Regions from separate parts of the Homo sapiens genome. Here region 2 is linked to region 1. A link is a loop called in an ENCODE intact Hi-C map of the cell type or tissue named here. Cell type or tissue: IMR-90. All regions are shown on one strand.

Region 1 (5,000 bases):
AGCTTGCAGTGAGCCGAGATCGCACCACTGCACTCCAGCCTGGGCAACAGAGCGAGACTCCGTCTCAAAAAAAAAAAAAAAAAAAACACTCCCCGCCTTCCTCAGGTGTCCCCCTTCAGAATTTTCGTGTAGCGGTTTTTTAAATCATTGCATCTTTGTTTAAATTTGTTTCCAAGAAACGGCTATGAGAAAATCATTTTTTGAGATGCTATTTTTCAAATGATGTGTGTATTTAATGCATCCAGGTTAGTAAACTAAGCTACAAGACTTTAGTAAGTAGCTGTCATTTCCGATGTAAAATTCCATTTGGACCTGGCAGTCGCGGGAGCTCCTCTCTCCTTGTCCTTCTTCACACACAGTCCTTGTCCTTAGAGATAATCACTGCACGGCCTTTCCGTGGGAATATTCGGTGCTAGTGTGAATGGATCGCTAATTGTGATTCCGTGGCTGCCTGAGGCCTTGTATTCCTGTCTAGACAAGCCACAAAACCCATTTTGTGAAATAGCATCTTTGGGCTGGGTATAAATCATAGAAACAAAATCACAAGTTGGGGGATGAAGGAATATTCAGATTATCTTGTCTGACCCCGCCTTGCATGTCAGATGAGGGTGCAGCTGCCAGGCAGACACTCAGGAGCAGGATCGGAGCCCAGTGCTCCCAGCCAGCCAGGGAGACCGCAGCTGGTTCCTTGAGGGGCAGGGCAGTTCTCATGTCTGTCTGACAGATGTGAAAACAAACACTGTAACAGTTACTTCTCCTCTGTGCGTTGAAGTGAATGTTAATGATACTTTATATCATTAAAAACCCAAACACACTTCTGAATATTTACCCTGCTTCATTGTAGTACCCAGGCAGTTCTTGGGGGACATGCCTCCTTCCCGTCTCAGAGGATGTTTGTTTTGGGCCAAAGACCCCCTGCTTCTCAGCGGCTGAGTGGTGAAATCTCACGCCGTGGGTGTGGGCGTGGTCAGGGCACGTGGGAAGCCGGTTCTCCTCGGCAGCCTCTCCTGAGAGCTGTCGGACAAAGGTCTCGGCTTCTAGGAGTTACTTTAGTGAGGCCATGTCATTTGGTAGTTAGGACTGTGGACTCGGTTCCCCTGTGCAGAGGGGGGTTGTGTGCTCAGCTGCAGGTTGCTGGGAGGACTCAGTGGTGTCAAAGAAAAGTTACCCCAGGGAGAGTGAGACAGGCAGGGAAGACGTATCCCAGACTATTGCAGTAGGAGAGAGCGAGCTGAACTCCACCCTGCTGAAACGAAAGGCGGGAGGGTTTTTAAGCACTGGGGTGAGCTGGTGGGAGAGTCCTGGAGGACATCGGATGGAGGCCGGTTGGTGCAGTCAGGCCAGCAATGTTTGCAGATTAGCGCTTACCACAGTTAGGCCCCTGCCTCCCGCAGGGACTGGGAGCTGAGGGTGTTATCTTCCTTGTTGGTTACATTTCAAAGGCTCCTGGGTCCTTCGAGAAGACAAAGCTGGGCAGTGAACTGAGCAAGAGGCCAGGAAAGGGCCGATGTCTCAAAGGGACGGAGAAATAATTCATAGTGGCAAGTTTTCTAGAGACAAGGAAGTTGGGGCTGAGAGTCCTACAAAACCTGTTCAAGGTTTAATCCCCCGGACGGGAATGGCAAGGCTGTCTGGGCCAATGGTCAGTTCATGCCTCCAGTTTAGAGCAGCACCTGGTCCCTATGGGTCCTGTGAGCCACATGGACACCGGGCCAGGCACAGGAGACAGCAACAGTGTGTTCCCCAAAGCCTCTGCAGACCCAGCCCCGGGCGCACGGGGTCACGGATAACAGGAAATGCACTGCCAGCGGCCTCACTGCCATGCGCTGGCACAAATGCACCCAGGTGCTGCCTGCCCTTCATCCACACGGTCAGTGGAGCGCAGCACGCTCAGCCGTGACACCACAGAGCCACAGGGATGTGTAAGAGGAGTCGGGGAGGGGGAGCCTCACTTCGTTTTTTCTTTTTTTCCTTTCTAAAAATTCCAACAGCTGCTCTAAAACCTTAATTATTCCAAGCAAGTTTCTAGAACCACTGAGTTTCTGGGAATGTCTGGGTTTGCAAAGTCACCAGCTGTGTTTGGAAAGACATTTCCAATGGGGTTGAACTCTCCAGTGTGAATGAACTTTTCTTGTCATGACCTCACTGTCTGTAATGAGGGCTTCCTGATTGCAGTTTGCTTTACCTGAAAACAAAACAGAGGCCAAACACCACCTTATTTAAAGCAATAATGGAAGTTATCCTATGAAAGATAGCAGCCCACCAGCAGATGTGAAAAGCAATTACTAGGTTAAAAAAAGAGAAAGAAAGAGAGAGAGAGAGAGAAAGAAAGAGAAAGAAAAGGAAGGAAGGATGAAAAGAAAGGGAAAGAAAGGGAAGGAATGGAAGGAAAGGAAGGAAAGAAAGGAAAAAGAAAACTGAGCCCATTTTAAGCGCAGTTCATCTTTCCCAGCCAGGGAGGATGGCAGAGGTGGCACTGGGCTGGGAGGGAACAGCCACCCATGCACCTCCTGGGTCAGGGGTTGGGCTTTGAGGATGTGGGTTCTAGAAGTTTACAGTTATGTGCCCCCTACTCTGGGCATTTTATCAGTTGGTACAAAGCCACTTCCTCCCAGGGCAGGACACTCTTGCACCAGCTCAGCTCAGCTCCTTCCTGCCTCTGGGTTTCTGCTGACCCTGCTCCTCCCACACAGAGGCTGTGCTGGAGTTTGCAGCAAAGCCGCCTGCTGTTTTCTCTACCACAGAAGGTGGTACAGACACGCAGGGCCCAGCAGCAGCAGGCGGCGCTGCCGTTCCTCTGTCTCCATCCACGATGTGCGTGCCCAGAAGGTTCCCTTCTAACTGCGGGGCCTCCCAGAGCAAACTCATGATTACTTCCCATGGTTTGCATACCTTTATGATACTGAATTCCATAGAATGTTGACATTTAAATGTGTGCGTGCATGCAAGTCCCTCACCTTCTCCTCTGGGCTTTCTGTGCCAAAGGTCATTTTCCTGATAATATGAAATTGATCATCTGGAGATCACAGTGGCAGAGCAGGAGAAAACAGGATGTGTGCATGGTGACATTACCCACCGCTAACAGGAACTGGAACTTGAGATGTGTGCATGGTGACGTCACCCGCCGCTAACAGGAATTGGAATTTGAGATGTGTGCATGGTTGTGTCACCCGCCGCTAACAGGGATTGGAACTTGAGCTCTCCCCTTATCCAGGTACAAAATGAGGAGCACTATTTCTATGTCTTTGCTGAGAGCACTGATGGCTGATTGTGCCAAGGACCCAGGGAAGCTCTGATACTTAGCAAGCACCTCTCCCATCACCAAGGCCCAAGCCCTCCTCTGCCCACCTGGGTGATTAAGTGGGTCCCAGCCTCCATCCTGATCCATCCCTGTTGGTTCTCCCTGCCAGCTAGCTGCTGAGCACCTCGCTCCCTGCTCAAATCCCCTCCACCTGTTCCCCAGGGGCCTCTCCAACCACATCTCCTGCGGCCCCTCCCTCCCGCAGCCTCCTGGGTGTGGCTGAAGCACAAGCTCTGCCCTCCTCCTTAAGTCTCTTGCCCAGATATCCGGGGGTGAGCTCTTCGCTCCATGTCCCTTCTCGTTGACATCTCCCACTTAGAAGTGCAGCTGTGTCAGCGCAGGTGGGCTCTGCAGGCCTGCCAGAGGAACTCCTAAATCTCTGAGGCTCAAGGTGATGTCCACTCACATCATAGCTCAGCGAGGGCCAGGCGGCTCTCCATCCAGTGTGCCTGGGAGAGTCCTGTGGCTTCCACATAGAGTCTCTGCCATCGGAGGGCAGGGCGGGGAGGGACCGGGAGGACAGCCCAAGGGCCAAGCACCCTGCAGACCAGGCCGAGGGGCAGTCATCGCGTCCACTCAAGTTCTGATGGCCAGAAGCATCATGTGGCCCCACCTCGAGGAGGGGGCCAAGAGGAAGAAGGATGCAGAGTGGGGCAGTACAGTCACCTCTGTCACAGTCCCTGATTATGTTGTTTATTGTCCGAGCCCCGACTCCGGATGGAAAGTGAGCCCCATGAAGGCAGGGACATCTGTCTGTTTTGTTCGCTGAGATATCCCAGCACCTAGACGCAGGCCCGGCTCATGGGACGAGCTTCATCAATATTTGCTGGATGACTGAGTGACAGGTGGGACACCCCTCGTCCCTGCTGCTCTCTCCTCTCCTGTCTCAAAGACTTCATTTGCACATGGCAGTGTTCCACATAAAATGCCAGCAGACAGTGTGCCTGAGGCCTGAACTCTTCCCTGTAAGGAATTCTGCCTCTATGCTACAGCTCAGCAAGTGATGCACAGAAGTGCCCGCAGCTCGTGCATCAGAGTGTGTGTGTGTAAGAGTACCCGTGTGTGCTTTGTGATGTGTGCACATAGCATGTGGGGTGCACACTATAGAAATGCTGTTCCAACTGACAAAATGTCCCTGGAACTCGAGAGATGCTTTTGTTCTTTGGAATTAGGGTGAGACTCTGAAACCACAGCCAGCCCCCGTAGCGGAGCATACCGGCTGACACTGGCGTCTTGGCTGCAGGGGCTGAGGACGGAGCTCAGTCCCGACCCAGCTGAGTGTGCAAATGTCCAGCTTCTGTGTGCCCCTTGGCTGGACCTGCAGTGGGGCCCCTGCCCACCCCTCCCCTGAAGCAGCCACCATGAGGACAGGTGCAGGGAAGTGGGAAGCAGCCATGTCACTGCAGATGCGGCCACCCTCAGCCAGGGCTCCTATCACTAAGCCATCTGGTGTTGAGCTCCCTGGAGACATGCGAGCCTGTGCTGTTCCCCTCTCTGCTTCTGGGACAGCCACGCTGGCCTATCACGGGGACACGGCATTGGTTGGCTTCTTTTGGGGCCTTCTATTTAGCAGGAAACTAAAAGTTCCCCTTTTTCAAATGATCCAGGGCAGGCAGCTGAGGTCTAGCGTGGACTCACACCCATGTTCCCCAAAACCTTGCCAGTGGCTCCACAGGAGGGAGTAGGTTAGGACGGCAAG
Region 2 (5,000 bases), 250 kb after region 1:
ACTATTGTAACCTCTAGGTCCATGAATGACCCTCATCTTCAGTAAAAGTGGATTCACGCTGGCAAAGTCTGCTTTGTTTTATTGTGACACATGGAACATTATGGATTTTGGTGAATAAAAACTAACTTAAATTGAAGTCATTCTTGTAAAATGAAAATACATTTTTCTGCTGTTCTTAACTTTATAATATAGATACATACTATGTCTTATGAAATAGTAAATGGAAAACACGATTCAAAAAGCGCTATTTTGGTAAATAACTTGCATAAAGGGCATATGGACAACACAAGTCCACAACACAATAGACAACAGACAACACAACCTGTTACACAGGCACTCAAGTTCGTCTGCAGATTTGGTTTTCTTTTTTTTTTTTTTTTCACTCCTGATGCCCAGGCTAGAGTGCAATGGCGCGATCTTGGCTCATTGCAACCTCTGCCTCCAGGGTTCAAGCGATTCTCCTGCTTCAGCCTCCCGAGTAACTGGGATTACAGGCATGCACCACCACGCTGGGCTAATTTTGTATTTTTAATAGAAATGGGATTTCTCTGTGTTGGTCAGGCTGGTCTTGAACTCCCAACCTCAGGTGATCCGCCCGCCTTGGCCTCCCAAAGTGCTGGGATTATAGGCGTCAGCCACCAGGCACAGCCTACAGATTTGGTTTTCAATATCACTTGACATGCACAAAGTACGGGTGAACAAGCACTTTTATTCTTTTTTCTTTTTTTCTTTTTTTTTTTTTTCTTTTTGAGATGGAGTCTCGCTCTGTTGCCCAGGCTAGAGTGCAGTGGCGCAATCTTGGCTCACTGCAACCTCTGCCTCCCAGGCTCAAGAGATTCTCCCACCTCAGCCTCCCGAGCAGCTGGGATTAGGACCACCACGCCTGGCTAACTTTTGTATTTTTAGTAGAGACAGGGTTTCACCATGTTGGCCAGGCTGGTCTCAAACTCCTGACCTCAGGTGATCCTCCCGCCTCGGCCTCCCCTCAGCTGGGATTACAGGCGTGAGCCACCGTGCCTGGCCACAAGCACCTTTTTTCTTTATCTCCTATGTTTGAAATTAAAATGAAAAAAATGTATAAACCTTATTTAATTAACAAGTGATGAGTCATTTTTAGTAAATGGACCTAAATACCTTAAGAAAGCCATCAAGTGTCAAATAGAGAGATGTAAGCTACCATGGAGAGCCTTTCGGGACGTATGGAAGGAACCAGTTTGCAATGACAACATGCTGTGGGTGGTGCCTACCTACACTGAAAGATTCGGATGGGTTTTTCAGAGTGCCCTCTTCACTGTCTTCCTTCACCCAGCCCGCCTCCTCTTCCAGGACTCCGACCCACTTTCCTCCTGCGCCCTCTAGTGTCTGTCTGCTTTTCCGTTCCCCCCATTTCTACCTTAGGATTTTTCTGTGCCTTTCATTCATCCTCCGTCTGCGTCTCCCGTGGTACTGACTTCAAAACCCCTGACTGTACCGAAACTCGGTGTGAACGAGGACTGCAGTGCTGCTGGGGATGCATTCTCCATTTGTACTTGAAGAGTTACGTCAAAACCTAAACTGTAGGCCTGACAGATAATGATAATTTGTCTATGGCAAAAACATAAGCTTAACTGCCTATCCTAATATAACAGGAAGCTAAACTATTTATACTGAACTGAATTCTCCTACATTTACAACTCATAAACCTGCAGCTTCCTGGACAGGCAGCAGACACTCCCAAACTCCGCTGTGTCCTAGTATATAATACTTTCGGCCAACCTACATGTGTAACTTACATCATTTTCAGAATATGAATGCTTCAAGTGGCATATTAGACATTAATAATTTAAGCAATGAAATTAACTGATACAGAATATATAGGTAAATAATAAAAGAAGTAATTAAAAATCTTTGTTTCATCAGTTCATATTAGCTATATATGTTCTCAAGTCTCAAAGAAAAGGTATTATTTCAAAGCAACTTAAAAAATATTTAAAAATTAGCACCCTATAGTTCTCATTTAATAAGTTAAATGGGTAATTAATTGGCATTTTATTTCAATAGAAGCTTATTTCAAAAAGCTTTCTACAGAGTTATTTTGTGTAAAATGGTAATTATGCCCACAATTTTCTAAATGAAGCTTGCAGAAAGGGCTCATTTTTGCCATAAACATAATTTTCATTGATGTTTCCCTTAAAGACAAATGTTTCCTTCACTGAAATAGACTTTTGGAAATTGTTTAATTATTTTTACCTTGGCAATTATGTCACCTTCCTTGAATATCCTCATTAATTACATTGCCACTGGTACCTCTGAAGTATTTGGTGTTTTCTTAAGTTCTTTAAGCTCTTTATTTTATTTTATTTTATTTATTTATTTTTTGAGACAGTCTCGCTCTGTCGCTCAGGCTGGAATGCAGCGGCCTGATCCCGGCTCCCTGCAACCTCTGCCTCCCGGGTTCATGTAATTCTCCTGCCTCAGCCTCCGGAGTAGCTGGGATTACAGGCTCGCACCACCAAGCCCGGCTAATTTTGGTATTTTTAGTAGAGACAGGTTTTGCCATGTTGCCCGGGCTGGTCTCAAACTCCTGACTGCAAGTGACCCGCCTGCCTGGGCCTAAGTTCTTTAAGATCTTAATGTAGAGTCTGAAAAGAGGGTTTCAGTCTGGGATTAAGTGCCTTTTTTTTTTTTTTTTTTTTTTTTTGCGACGGAGTCTCCTGCCTCAGCCTCCCTAGTAGCTGGGACTACAGGCGCGCACCACCATGCCCAGCTAAGTTTTTGTATTTTTAGTAGGGATAGGATTTCGCCATGTTGGCCAGGATGTTCTCAAACTCCCAACCTCAGGTGATCCGCCCACCTCGGCCTCCTGAAGTGCTGGGATAACACGTGTGAGCCACCGCTCCCGGCCAAGTGCCAATTACTTAATATTCCTAACTTTTTAACATATCCTAAAATACAACTCCACACCCAAGTTCAGGCGCTCGCGGATGGTCTTTTGTTGGCCGCACTCCTCCCTCCGGCTCTGCTCCAGCCCAGCCCCAGCCTCCTACCCTGGGGGCACCGCTGTCCCGCGGCCGAAGAAGCTGCGCCGCACCGGCCTCTGCCGCCACCTGGCGCCCGGCCGGGGCACGACGCACTGGACACCTTCCTAATAATATGAGCCGCACGCTCCCGTGGGGCACCCCTGACCCTCGCGGCCGCGCGTCTCAGCGCCCCTTCCGTGGGCTGCGGGTCTCACCCCCCAATCCCACTCCCACGTGGGCCCAGGTTCCTTCCGGGTTGAAAGCAGGGAACCTGCAGAGCTCACTCATCCTAAAAACGACCTTAATCCTGCTAGCCTCCAGGAGCCCCGCACCCTGCTCGCCCTGGCCCCGGGGAGGGCACCCCATCCCGCCACCCCACACCCCAGAGCCGACTCAGGGCTAAATCCTCCCCTTAGCTCCGTCAGGGCCCTGAATGACCCCCCCGCACACCCGTGCGCACTTCCCCTGGGCTGGCCTGACCCCCATACCTGCAGCCCCTTCTTTGCCCAGTCCCTCAGCTGCTCTCAAAGCCAGTGTCCTCAAGACTGCGCCTGTCACGGTCGTGCGTGGTCCCCACGCAGTCGGCGCCTAGACCTATCCTACTGGATCGCCCAGAGGCCTCAACGGAAGGCTGTGCTTTCTTTTTTCTTCTTTGGGGGGCGAGGGAGGCAGGGAGAGGGGTCTCGCTCTGTCGCTCAGGCTGGAGTGCTGTGGCGCGATCTCGGCTCACTGCAACCTCTGCCTCCCGGGTTCAAGCAGTTTCCTGCCTCAGCCTCCCAAGTAGCTGGGACTACAGGGCCCCGCCATCACACCCAGCTAATGTTTTTAGAGATGGGGTTTCGTCATGTTGGCTAGGCAGGTCTTGAACTCCTGACCTCAAGTTATCCTCCCGCCTCAGCCTCCCAAAGTGCTGAGATTACAGGCATGAGCCACTGCTCCGGCACTTAAAATCCACTTTTCATTACACATCACAATAGAATTGAGAAATGGTTTGTTCTTGTTATGTAGAATAAGAGATGACACTTCAAAATGATGATTTTTAAAAATTTTCGCTCAGCTCATGGGGCACCCACTTATTGAGCTTTTTATCTTTCCAATTTGCTTCAAATGCCAAACGACCATTGAATGGCCAACGTTGAGTTCTTTGGCAACTTCTCCTGTAGCGTAAGAGGATCAGCTTTGATGACTGCCCTCAATTGATCACTGTCAACTTCTGAAGGCCGGCATCTATTGGCAAAACTTCTCGAACCACCACTGCACTGTGTGTGCCCTAGCAGTTTCTGGGCCAAATGAATTGTTGATGTTGCCAGTTGTCTCTTCTGCATTTTGACCTCAAATAAGAAAATTGCTCAAATTTGCTTTTTGTCTAACATCATTTCCATAGTCTAAAATAAACGTAAAATAAACAGCAAGTAATGTCATTAGCAAAAAAAATAAAGCGAGAAATGCCCGTTAAAATGATGTATGACATATTTATTTAAGAACATATTCCAATATCAAACAGCAAATTCCAACAATGCAAAAACCACAATTACTTTTGCATTCACCTAAAATTGGAACGATACAGAGAAGACTAGCATGGCCCCTTAAAAAAAAATACATAAACTGCAGAAGGGATTATTTTATGTAGTCTAATTTGTTTTGTTTGTTTGTTTAGACCTAAGTATTGGCCAGTTTTTCATCCTTACATTTTTGTGTGTCTGACCTTCATCTGGCATCATCTTCCTTCTGCCTGATATACAGGTATATTTTTTACAAGTTTTCTTAGTGAGGATGTCTAGTGGCAAACACTCATTTTTTTTAACTGAAAATGTCTTTATCTTACCCTAATTCTTTTTTTTTTTTTTTTTTTTTTGAGACTAGATCTCACTCTGTTGCCCAGGTTGGAGTGCAGTGGCACAATCATAGCCTAGTATCCTCCATCTCCTGGGCTCAAGTTATCCTTCTGCCTCAGCCTCCCAAGTAGCTGGAACTACAGGCATGCACTGCCATGCCCAGCTA

Evidence for each region. Hi-C counts contacts between places; a loop is a spot of excess contacts. Peaks named below come from ENCODE experiments on the same cell type or tissue, not always from the same donor. Only the 100,000 strongest peaks of a DNase experiment are listed, where the experiment ranks them.
Region 2: a loop joins it to region 1, with 9 times the contacts of the local background. A loop is called at or near these places in 17 of 110 quality-filtered maps.

The regions. Positions count from the first base shown.
Region 1 is chr18:77,052,911-77,057,910 of GRCh38, reverse strand. The region is part of intron 3 of MBP (myelin basic protein); the gene reads left to right. Among named protein-coding and RNA genes, the nearest start is that of MBP-AS1, 75 kb to the right of the region's middle. RefSeq lists enhancers at 2,682-2,811, 2,862-2,911, 2,305-3,206, 4,312-4,812. In IMR-90, a CTCF peak has its summit at 2,775; DNase peaks (open chromatin) are centred at 2,770 and 3,090; H3K4me3 peaks cover 156 bases; H3K27ac peaks cover 2,708 bases.
Region 2 is chr18:76,800,291-76,805,290 of GRCh38, reverse strand. All of the region lies in intron 2 of ZNF236-DT (ZNF236 divergent transcript), which reads left to right. It also overlaps the pseudogene RNU6-346P. Among named protein-coding and RNA genes, the nearest start is that of ZNF236-DT, 20 kb to the left of the region's middle. RefSeq lists a silencer at 2,966-3,015. In IMR-90, CTCF peaks have their summits at 1,356 (motif pointing left) and 3,084 (motif pointing left); no DNase peak of the experiment used is centred here.